Linked DNA regions of Homo sapiens: all the other regions are linked to region 1. Evidence: chromatin contacts called from ENCODE Hi-C or POLR2A ChIA-PET data. All regions are on one chromosome and are shown on one strand. The core of a region is the stretch at or near the end of the contact, and the rest is flanking DNA. Distances in the headings are between cores, read along the strand shown. Region 1 overlaps DMXL1-DT (DMXL1 divergent transcript). Region 2 holds the start of TNFAIP8 (TNF alpha induced protein 8). Region 3 has its middle 66 kb from the start of TNFAIP8.

What was found. Hi-C counts contacts between places; a loop is a spot of excess contacts on that map. ChIA-PET counts read pairs that join two places held with the same protein, here RNA polymerase II (POLR2A). Pooled maps may share reads with other maps.
Region 2: a loop to region 1 is called in a map with no recorded cell type, with 5 times the contacts of the local background. The contact joins the promoter of TNFAIP8 here to the enhancer-like site in region 1. A Hi-C loop is called at or near these places in 2 of 168 maps with a recorded cell type or tissue (OCI-LY7 and naive thymus-derived CD4-positive, alpha-beta T cell), 28 of 37 single-sample maps with no recorded cell type and 13 of 50 pooled maps. POLR2A ChIA-PET finds 5 or more read pairs at or near these places in 9 of 52 experiments (BJ, CD4-positive, alpha-beta T cell, GM12878 and 6 more).
Region 3: a loop to region 1 is called in a pooled map, with 3 times the contacts of the local background. The contact joins two enhancer-like sites. A Hi-C loop is called at or near these places in 4 of 168 maps with a recorded cell type or tissue (CD4-positive, alpha-beta memory T cell, Calu3, OCI-LY7 and 1 more), 3 of 37 single-sample maps with no recorded cell type and 11 of 50 pooled maps. POLR2A ChIA-PET finds 5 or more read pairs at or near these places in 8 of 52 experiments (AG04450, GM12878, OCI-LY7 and 5 more).

Annotation. Positions count from the first base shown.
Region 1 is chr5:119,030,192-119,032,726 of GRCh38, forward strand. The region is part of intron 1 of DMXL1-DT (DMXL1 divergent transcript); the gene reads right to left. Among named protein-coding and RNA genes, the nearest start is that of DMXL1-DT, 39 kb to the right of the region's middle. RefSeq lists an enhancer at 1,651-1,700. Within about 2 kb of position 1,265, at least 5 of the 41 ENCODE cell types and tissues checked have a DNase peak (open chromatin) inside an H3K27ac peak, as active enhancers do; they include GM12878 and OCI-LY7, where a contact is called at or near this core.
Region 2 is chr5:119,354,760-119,357,294 of GRCh38, forward strand. It overlaps TNFAIP8 (TNF alpha induced protein 8), which reads left to right and starts at 1,260. Exons shown (of 2, transcript NM_014350.4): 1 at 1,260-1,362. The coding sequence starts at 1,332. LOC102723444 (a long non-coding RNA gene) reads right to left here and starts at 1,014. Exons shown (of 5, transcript XR_007058912.1): 1 at 939-1,014. RefSeq lists an enhancer at 217-356 and silencers at 1,007-1,166, 1,795-2,089, 1,887-1,946.
Region 3 is chr5:119,289,152-119,291,686 of GRCh38, forward strand. It overlaps a transcript of TNFAIP8 not described here. Among named protein-coding and RNA genes, the nearest start is that of TNFAIP8, 66 kb to the right of the region's middle. RefSeq lists enhancers at 256-495, 954-1,003, 1,244-1,433. Within about 2 kb of position 1,265, at least 8 of the 41 ENCODE cell types and tissues checked have a DNase peak (open chromatin) inside an H3K27ac peak, as active enhancers do; they include GM12878 and OCI-LY7, where a contact is called at or near this core.

The DNA.
Region 1 (2,535 bases), core at 15-2,514:
TGGTCACAACTACTTGGGAGGCTGAGGCAGGAGAATGGCGCGAACCCAGGAGGCGGAGCTTGCAGTGAGCCGAGATCAAGCCACTGCACTCCAGCCTGGCAACAGTGCAAGACTCCGTCTCAAAAAAAAAAAAGAAAAAAGAAAAGAAATAAGGATTATAATCTGGAATGCATGACATGGCAAATCACCAGAGCATTCAGTGAAGAAAGGGTAAGGAGAGCCTTTATTAGCAAAAAATATTTACATGAGCTGCTTAGAAATGGCTCATTGGTCATGGAGTTTCTAAGCCAGAGTTGCTGTTAGTTCATTGATAGAAATGCCATTACTGGGCAAATGTTTTTCCAAGAACAGCTCAACTTAATCACTGCAGTCTTAAAGAATGTCTTGTGATAAATCTTTTGCGTTTTTTTGTTTGTTTGTTTGTTTTTTTGAGATGGAGTCTCACTCTGTCGCCCAGGCTGGATACAGTAGCGCTGTAGTGAGCTCACTGCAACCTTCACCTCCTGGGTTCGAGTAATTCTCTTGCCTCAGCCTCCTGAGTAGCTAGGATTACAGGCACATGCCACCACACCTGGCTAATTTTTGTATTTTTAGTAGAGATGAGGTTTCACCACATTGACCAGGCTGGTCTCAAACTCCTGACCTCAAGTGATCAGCCCGCCTCAGCCTCCCAAAGTGCTGGGATTATAAGCGTGAGCCACCGTGCCCGGCCATCTTGTGATAAATCTTATCAAAGGGTGTATGAAAGAAGTGAAAGGATTTTTAGAAAGTTCTTGGAACAGTTCTTATCTCAGATATGTAAGTATGAGCCTCCTCTCCTTCAGGACTTGCTGTCCCTATTTTGCCCTGTGGAGACACAGAGCTAAACCATATCATTCCACCCATGGCCTCTCCCAAATCTCATGTCATTCTCACATTTCAACACACAATCATGCCTTCCCAAAAGTCCCCAAAAGAAAAAAAATAAAGAAAATCATTGCCAGTCCCTTGAGCAGATGATATAACTCATACCAATACTTGTATAGAAGAAGCATATTCTGAGTATTCAAAATTGAATCAGACTCAGAGGTAAAAAGATATAGCCTCAAAAAATGTGGCATACCTAAAATATCCGTGAATCTTCTTACTCATTTAAATAAACTAAATTTGAATTTCAAATTCACTGACTTTTCCTATTACTATGATGTGAGACAGGAAGCGTCCTTCAAGATTTATACTTTTTAAAAAATAAATGACTACACTATTTTTCAACAGGACGAATGCTACAGGAAATGAGCATACAAAATAAGAAACAGAAAGTGGAGGCGGTTAGCAATGGCTTTAATTTGGCTCCTTACTTTCACACAAAAACACCTGCAGAGAGCTTCAAATGCTATGCATGTGCTGATGATTCTCAAATTTACAACTTCTGAAAAAGTCTTTTTTCTGACACCCCCACATCCTCCTGTTCATTCTTCAGATCTCAGCCTAAAAAAGGTCAATTCCCAGAGAATCCCTTTCCTGAGATCCAAGACTAGGTCAGTTTTAAGACAGGGGTTTTCAATCCTTTTGACCTTGATCTACCATAAGAAATATATTTCATATCATGATCTGGTGCACACATATGCAAATATGCATTCTTAAACAAATGATTATCTCTATCTGCCAGTCACTATTATAAACCACTAGGGATACAAAGTGAATAAAACGTATAAAAACTTTGCTTTAATGGAGTTTACATTCTAGTAATTCTGTTTCTGCCTTTGCCTTCCTTAAAACTATTCTCAATCCTGCAGCCAAAGTGATCCTATTAAAACATAAATCAGACGTCACTCTTTTCCTCAATGCCATCCAATGGCTTCCCATCTCACTCAGAGTCAAAACCAAGGCCCTGCCTACTACAAATCACGTAGCCTTACATGATCTGCCCCACTGACCATGACTCACCCTCTTTCCTCGTCACCTGCTAGTCCTCCCATTCACTCCCCTTCAGTCATATTGGCCTTGCTTCTCTTCAGACGGGCCAGCCACACTCAGGGCCTTTGCACTGACTATTCCTTCTGCCTGGAATGTTCCTCCTCCAAGTATCCATATGGCTAACTCCCTCAATTCTTTGAGATCTTTAACCACAAGGCGCTTTCCCAAATAAGTCTTCTCTGGCTACCCTTTTTAAAATTTTAACCCCCACCCTTCACATTTTATATACTCCCCTTCCTTGCCTTTTTTCAGCTTCTTGTCATCTTATAACATATTCTATATTTTACTAATTTATCTTGTTTATTTTCTATCTTTCCTCTTGAAAGCATACTCTATAAGCCCCTGGATTTATATATTCATTCACTGACAACGTAAGCAGAAATAAAAGTTTCACAAAAGAATACTTATCCTTATTATCTGTGATTTACTAGGATGTTTTATTATTTAGTTTGTTAAAAATACTGGTCTTAAGCCACTAGATAGATTTCATGACCCACTCATAGATCATGATCCACAGTTTACACTGTCTTAATGTAAGCTTTCATTGTATCTGACAAATTGTTTCATAGCACATCACAA
Region 2 (2,535 bases), core at 10-2,509, 320 kb after region 1:
TGGATTTAAGTTCAGACTCCTTAAATCCATGTCTTTTGTACGTTCTTTTCACTAAATTTGCCATAGTGTTTCTATTGGTTTTTGCCTATATAAAATCGGAAACGAAGAAAAAGAAACGAACTGGAAAATAAATTTGTCAAAAGAGTATATTTTTTTCTCATAATTTCCAAGCGGATCTTTCAGATATGTTATTTGAGGACTTTTTGCCTCAGACTGGCGATAAAACAAGTGTTCTACAAAATACCTCCGTAAGACAGGCCTATCAGTGGCAGCTCTTGTCCCCGCTTTGCAGAAGGGAAAACCAAGGCTCCACAGAGCTAAGGGGACTTCCTCTCAGCCAATTTGTAGGGGCCTGTGGGCCAGACCCGGGGGCAGAATTGAGATCTGTTGTGAAGGCTGTCCGGCTTCTTTATTCTATCAGCATTTCAAATCCTGAAAACCTCCCCTTTGGCATTTTGAAGGAATTCATCCCCAGTTTTTGCTGGTAGCCGGGAGGGAACCGTGCTCTCCCCCTGAGGAAGGCCCTTTGGAGTAACTGCAGCAATGAGTGCCCGGGCTGTGCTTGGAGTACCAGTGCTCGCCCGGGGCTATACTGAATGAGTAAGCAGCCCCGTCTGCTTTTGCTGTGCAAAGGTAAGGGTGGAGGCCGCTCCACTTTCTTCAAAAGGCCCCGCTCTGGGACTTGTGAAATTGTGCTCTCTTAAGCTGGTCCTTGCAACCCCATGGACGATATCCATGCGACTTTCCTACAAAAATAACATACCAAAGCCGCTTTAAAATCCGTAATTTTTGGGTTGCAAGACTCCAAGACAAAGTCAAATGGGCATCAAAAAATGTAATCCAAAAATACAGAGGCATTGGTTCTACCCTATATGCATTTGCTATTTATGTAAAACTACAGTGTGCTCTGAGATGAGACTTTTTTTTTCTTTTTATACCTTTTTTTCCGCCCGTCTGGTGCGTTTGCCGACGGTTCTTCTCGGCCCTGTGTCTCGGGAGAGTCGGCTGCCGTCTGGGCCTGTGCCCCACCTGCGTGCGCCCGGGCCGAGCCAGCCCCGCCAGGTCGCCTCCGCCCGGCTGCCGGCCCGAGCGCGCGGCTCCGGGGGCGGACTCCCGCCGCCCAGCTGACACGCGATTCGTCACTCTTGCAGAACTTTCCCCCTGAAAATCCCTGCACCAGAACCCGCTCTCCCGCCCCGGGGAGGTTTTGATTTTAGTGGCTTTCTTCCTTTTATTTTCCGTCGTGTGCGGATTTCGCTGCAGAGCGAACTTGCGGCTCGTCCGAGTACATGTGAGCGGTAATCGCCCCTGCAGCTGGTTATCCTGACATTATGCACTCCGAAGCAGAAGAATCCAAGGAAGGTAGGATTCTGGTTTCTCCTGGGGGCCGGCCAAGTTCTGCGGAGGAATTTGGAGGAAGGCAGTGGTAGAAGAGGATGGGAGTTTTAAAGTGAGCGGTGGGCACTTTGTCCGCTTGCCCTGCGCCTTCGAAGCCAAGTCGGAGCTGGATAAGCGGAGCCCGGGTCTCATCTTGGGCTCCCTTCTCCCCCCGCAGCCGTTCAGAGGGGAGGGGAGGAAAAGTCGGACCTAGTTCAGCCAGCCCACTAAGTCTGCTTTTTAGCTTTCTCTGGAAACGAAAGAGCCCCACTTGGACTCCAAGAATGCAAAATGTGCTTGGAAAAGGGCTGCCTGCCTGCATCAGAAAGACTGAAAGCGGGATCCCTGGAAGAGCCCTGAGTGGAGGGTCCCTTGAAAAGGGGTTTGAGAAATTAGAAACGCTATATGTTTCCGGCTAAAAGGGGAAGCTGAGTGAGGGGAAGCGAAAATCTGTATTTGAGAAATAGATTAATTTTTTTTCATTGCTGGGTTTTCAGCAGTGAGTTCATTTCGTTGGGGGTTTGAGGGGGCTGAAAGATATGAGGGGGTCCTTGTGCAGCTTGAAACTGAGAAGAGTTTGTCTGTTTCTAACTTCGCAAAAGCAAAGGGTTTCATTTACTCCTAACAGAGAACAGGTGACAGGGCTGGAAAAGCTCCAACCAAAACACAATTATACGCTGGTGTTAGTTTGGGGAGTTTATTTGTGTGTGAGTGTTTGTATGCTTTGTTCCTTGAAACTTTATGTATACAAAAGTTCTCTTGTAAGTGGGGGGTGGGAGTAAGGGTGGTTGGGGAAAATTAGAGAGTAAGAGAGGAGACTATTCAAGATTGTGAAATACTCTTTCTTTTCATGTAGTCTCTTGGAAAGCTGGTTAATTTCAAGTCAATCACAGCAGTTCTGGCAGAGGAGCAGCCCCATCATTTCTCCATTTGGTAGACACCAGTTAGGAAGAGCCCTTGAAACTTGTCCTCTTCTGCCTTTTACTGATTCCCCTCCCAGAGGAAAGCTTTGTGTTTCACCATGTAGTCTTTGTGGGCTCACGTTTACCTTATTATGCTGTGTGAGGGAAATAGTCAATAAAAAGGAGGTTTGTTTAATAGAAATACGGGGCTGGCATGAATGAAAAATGACAGCCAGGAGCATTGTTTTTGAGTTTG
Region 3 (2,535 bases), core at 15-2,514, 260 kb after region 1:
ATCATGATCACACCTTACTATACTTATTGTATACAATCAAATCTCCTATAATTTCGCAAAGGGATACTTATCAGACTTGTGTTCCCAATAGTGTGTATCTTTGTGTGGTATCTGTGGTTTTATTTGTGAAAGAACTGCCAAAAGATTGGTCCAGGTTTGTTTCTGTTTTTATTTATGACTTAAAGAGAGGCATTCGGTCTTACTAGTCACCCAGAGCAGTTTCACTGGATCCCAAGAAGACCTAAGAGGACTGTTAGGTTTGTAAGAGAAGGACTGTGCTAGGCTGTACTTAGCCATAACTTCAAGAGAAGACCTGTATTGGGCTGGAAACCTCTTTTAAAGATTGGAGAATTCAGAAGAAATCTTGTCAAATAAAAACTTATGAAATGCTATCAGTTTCTGGGGCTGAGGCAGGGTGCCTGGCACAAGGGGATTCTACCAGGTTCAAGCTGCTTAGACATGGCTGACTGACACCAAATCCTGTACATGGCTGCTGTTTATTATTGCCAGCCTCTTCCTCCTGTTCCCATCACTAATTCTTGCCTTGCTCCAATGCCCATTTACCACCTCTGACACTTTGAAGCTGCTCTTGCCCTGGGATAAGTTAGGAAAGCCAGAGTGGGAGAAAAGTCCGAGGTAGAAGTGAGGCGAGATCTCTCTATATTTTTGGCAGTATTTTCTAAAAGCCAGGGCTGGGATCAGAATTCAGGCTGCCAGCTGTTACTACTTTCACACTACTAAGTCCTTAAAGTTAAAAATAAATTACAAAATCATTCAAAACCATTATGAAGTCAGTCCAAGACACAGCTTCACCAACGATTTCATTAAGTTTAAAAATTCTCTCATCATTCAGTCAACTAATGATTACTAAATGTCTTACTAAAGCATGCAGAGTTGAAAAATGTTAAAGAAAGAAATTCTCTGCCCTCTAGGACTTATTAATCTAGTTGTAAGAAAAATGTTAGGACAGAAATAATTGGAATGCAATACAGCATACATAAGTGAAGTGTAGTAGTTGTCTGTTGCTGCATAACAGATTACTAAAACTTAGTAGCTAAAAACAACAAAAAACATTTATGGTTACATACACTTTCTGTGGGTCAGGAATTTGAGAGCTACTTAGCTGGTTGGTTCTGGCTTGAGGTCTCCCATAGGATTGTAGTCGGTGAGCTGGCCAGGTCAACAGATATCTGAACATTCTCTGCGGCTGGAGAATCCAGTTCTAAGCTGGTTCACTTATGCAGCTGGCAAGTGGTAGTCGCTCTAGGCAGGAAATCTCACTTCCTCAATATGTAAACCTCTTCACAGGTTTATTGGAGTGTCCTCATGACATGGTGGATGACTCTTCTTAGAGTGAGTGATCCAAGGGAACATAAGGTGGAAGCCTCAGATGTCTCCTATGATCAAGCTTTGCTTGATCTCCATTGCTGTTGGTGTGTGACTTATTGGTTACACAGGTCATATGGGAGGGGATTACACAAAAGAATGAATATCAGGAGGTGGGAATCATTGGGGGCATCTTGGAGACTGGCTGTATGAAGAGGCGAAGATCTGCATAATAATGGAAAGAAGTGTTGGGATGCCTCAAAGGAAGGAGGCAGAATGTAAAATTGATGGATTTTCAGTAGCTGAGGTTGAGGGAAAGGGTGTTGGCTGAGATAGGGCATCAGGAGCAAAGCAGGGCGGACAGCAGCTGGTGTCAGTGTGTTCAAGGGACATTAATGGAGCAGTGTGGCTGGAGTAAAGCCTGGTCAGGTAGGAAGGGGTCAGGGCCTGTAGGGTCTTGCATGCCAAGCTAAGGAGTTTGGACTTTCTTTGATTATTAGTGATGGGTCTTTGAAGGTTTTTGAGCAGGCAACTGACATAATCATTGGCATATTTTAGCTTTAGTTTGTGTATGACCTTTAGGGTTTTGGTGCCCTTCTCGTTTGTTTCCAGTATTATCCAGGTAGTCAGCTCTCTAATTTCTAAAATTGTGTAACACTTTTGCCCATGTCCCTTGATCACATACTACCTTGTACTATTTAACTTTTCGTGTATTTATCTTGTTATCACAAGTAGATAGCAAGGGCTATAGGGCCATGTCTTTATCTGTTTCTATTTCCCCTGCTGTATCTAGCACACTGGGTGCCCAATAACTACCTGCTAGCTGCTTGGATAATAGCAGCCAATTGCTACATGTGTGTACAGCCACTGTTTTCGGCCTGTCATGCATAATTTACAGTTAAGCATTTTTCAAAAGAGGGAGCAATTGCAGTGGATTCGATTTACGTAAGTGGAAAAAAGTGTTCAGAATCAGTTCTGCGTGCTTGGCATTTGCCATAACATTTTTAGGAAATTTGGAATAATAATTTTATTTTTAAAAACTCATGGATTATTTTTAGCTTCAAAGAGTGTTCTTATTTTGCGTAAGTTAAACTAATGAGGCAGTACCAGCCACGGAGTGCAGGAAGGGCTGCTTTCATCTTTGAATAGTGAAAGGCAGCCTCTTTCATGCATATGTTTATGGGATAAAATTCCTTTTTAGGATTTGGG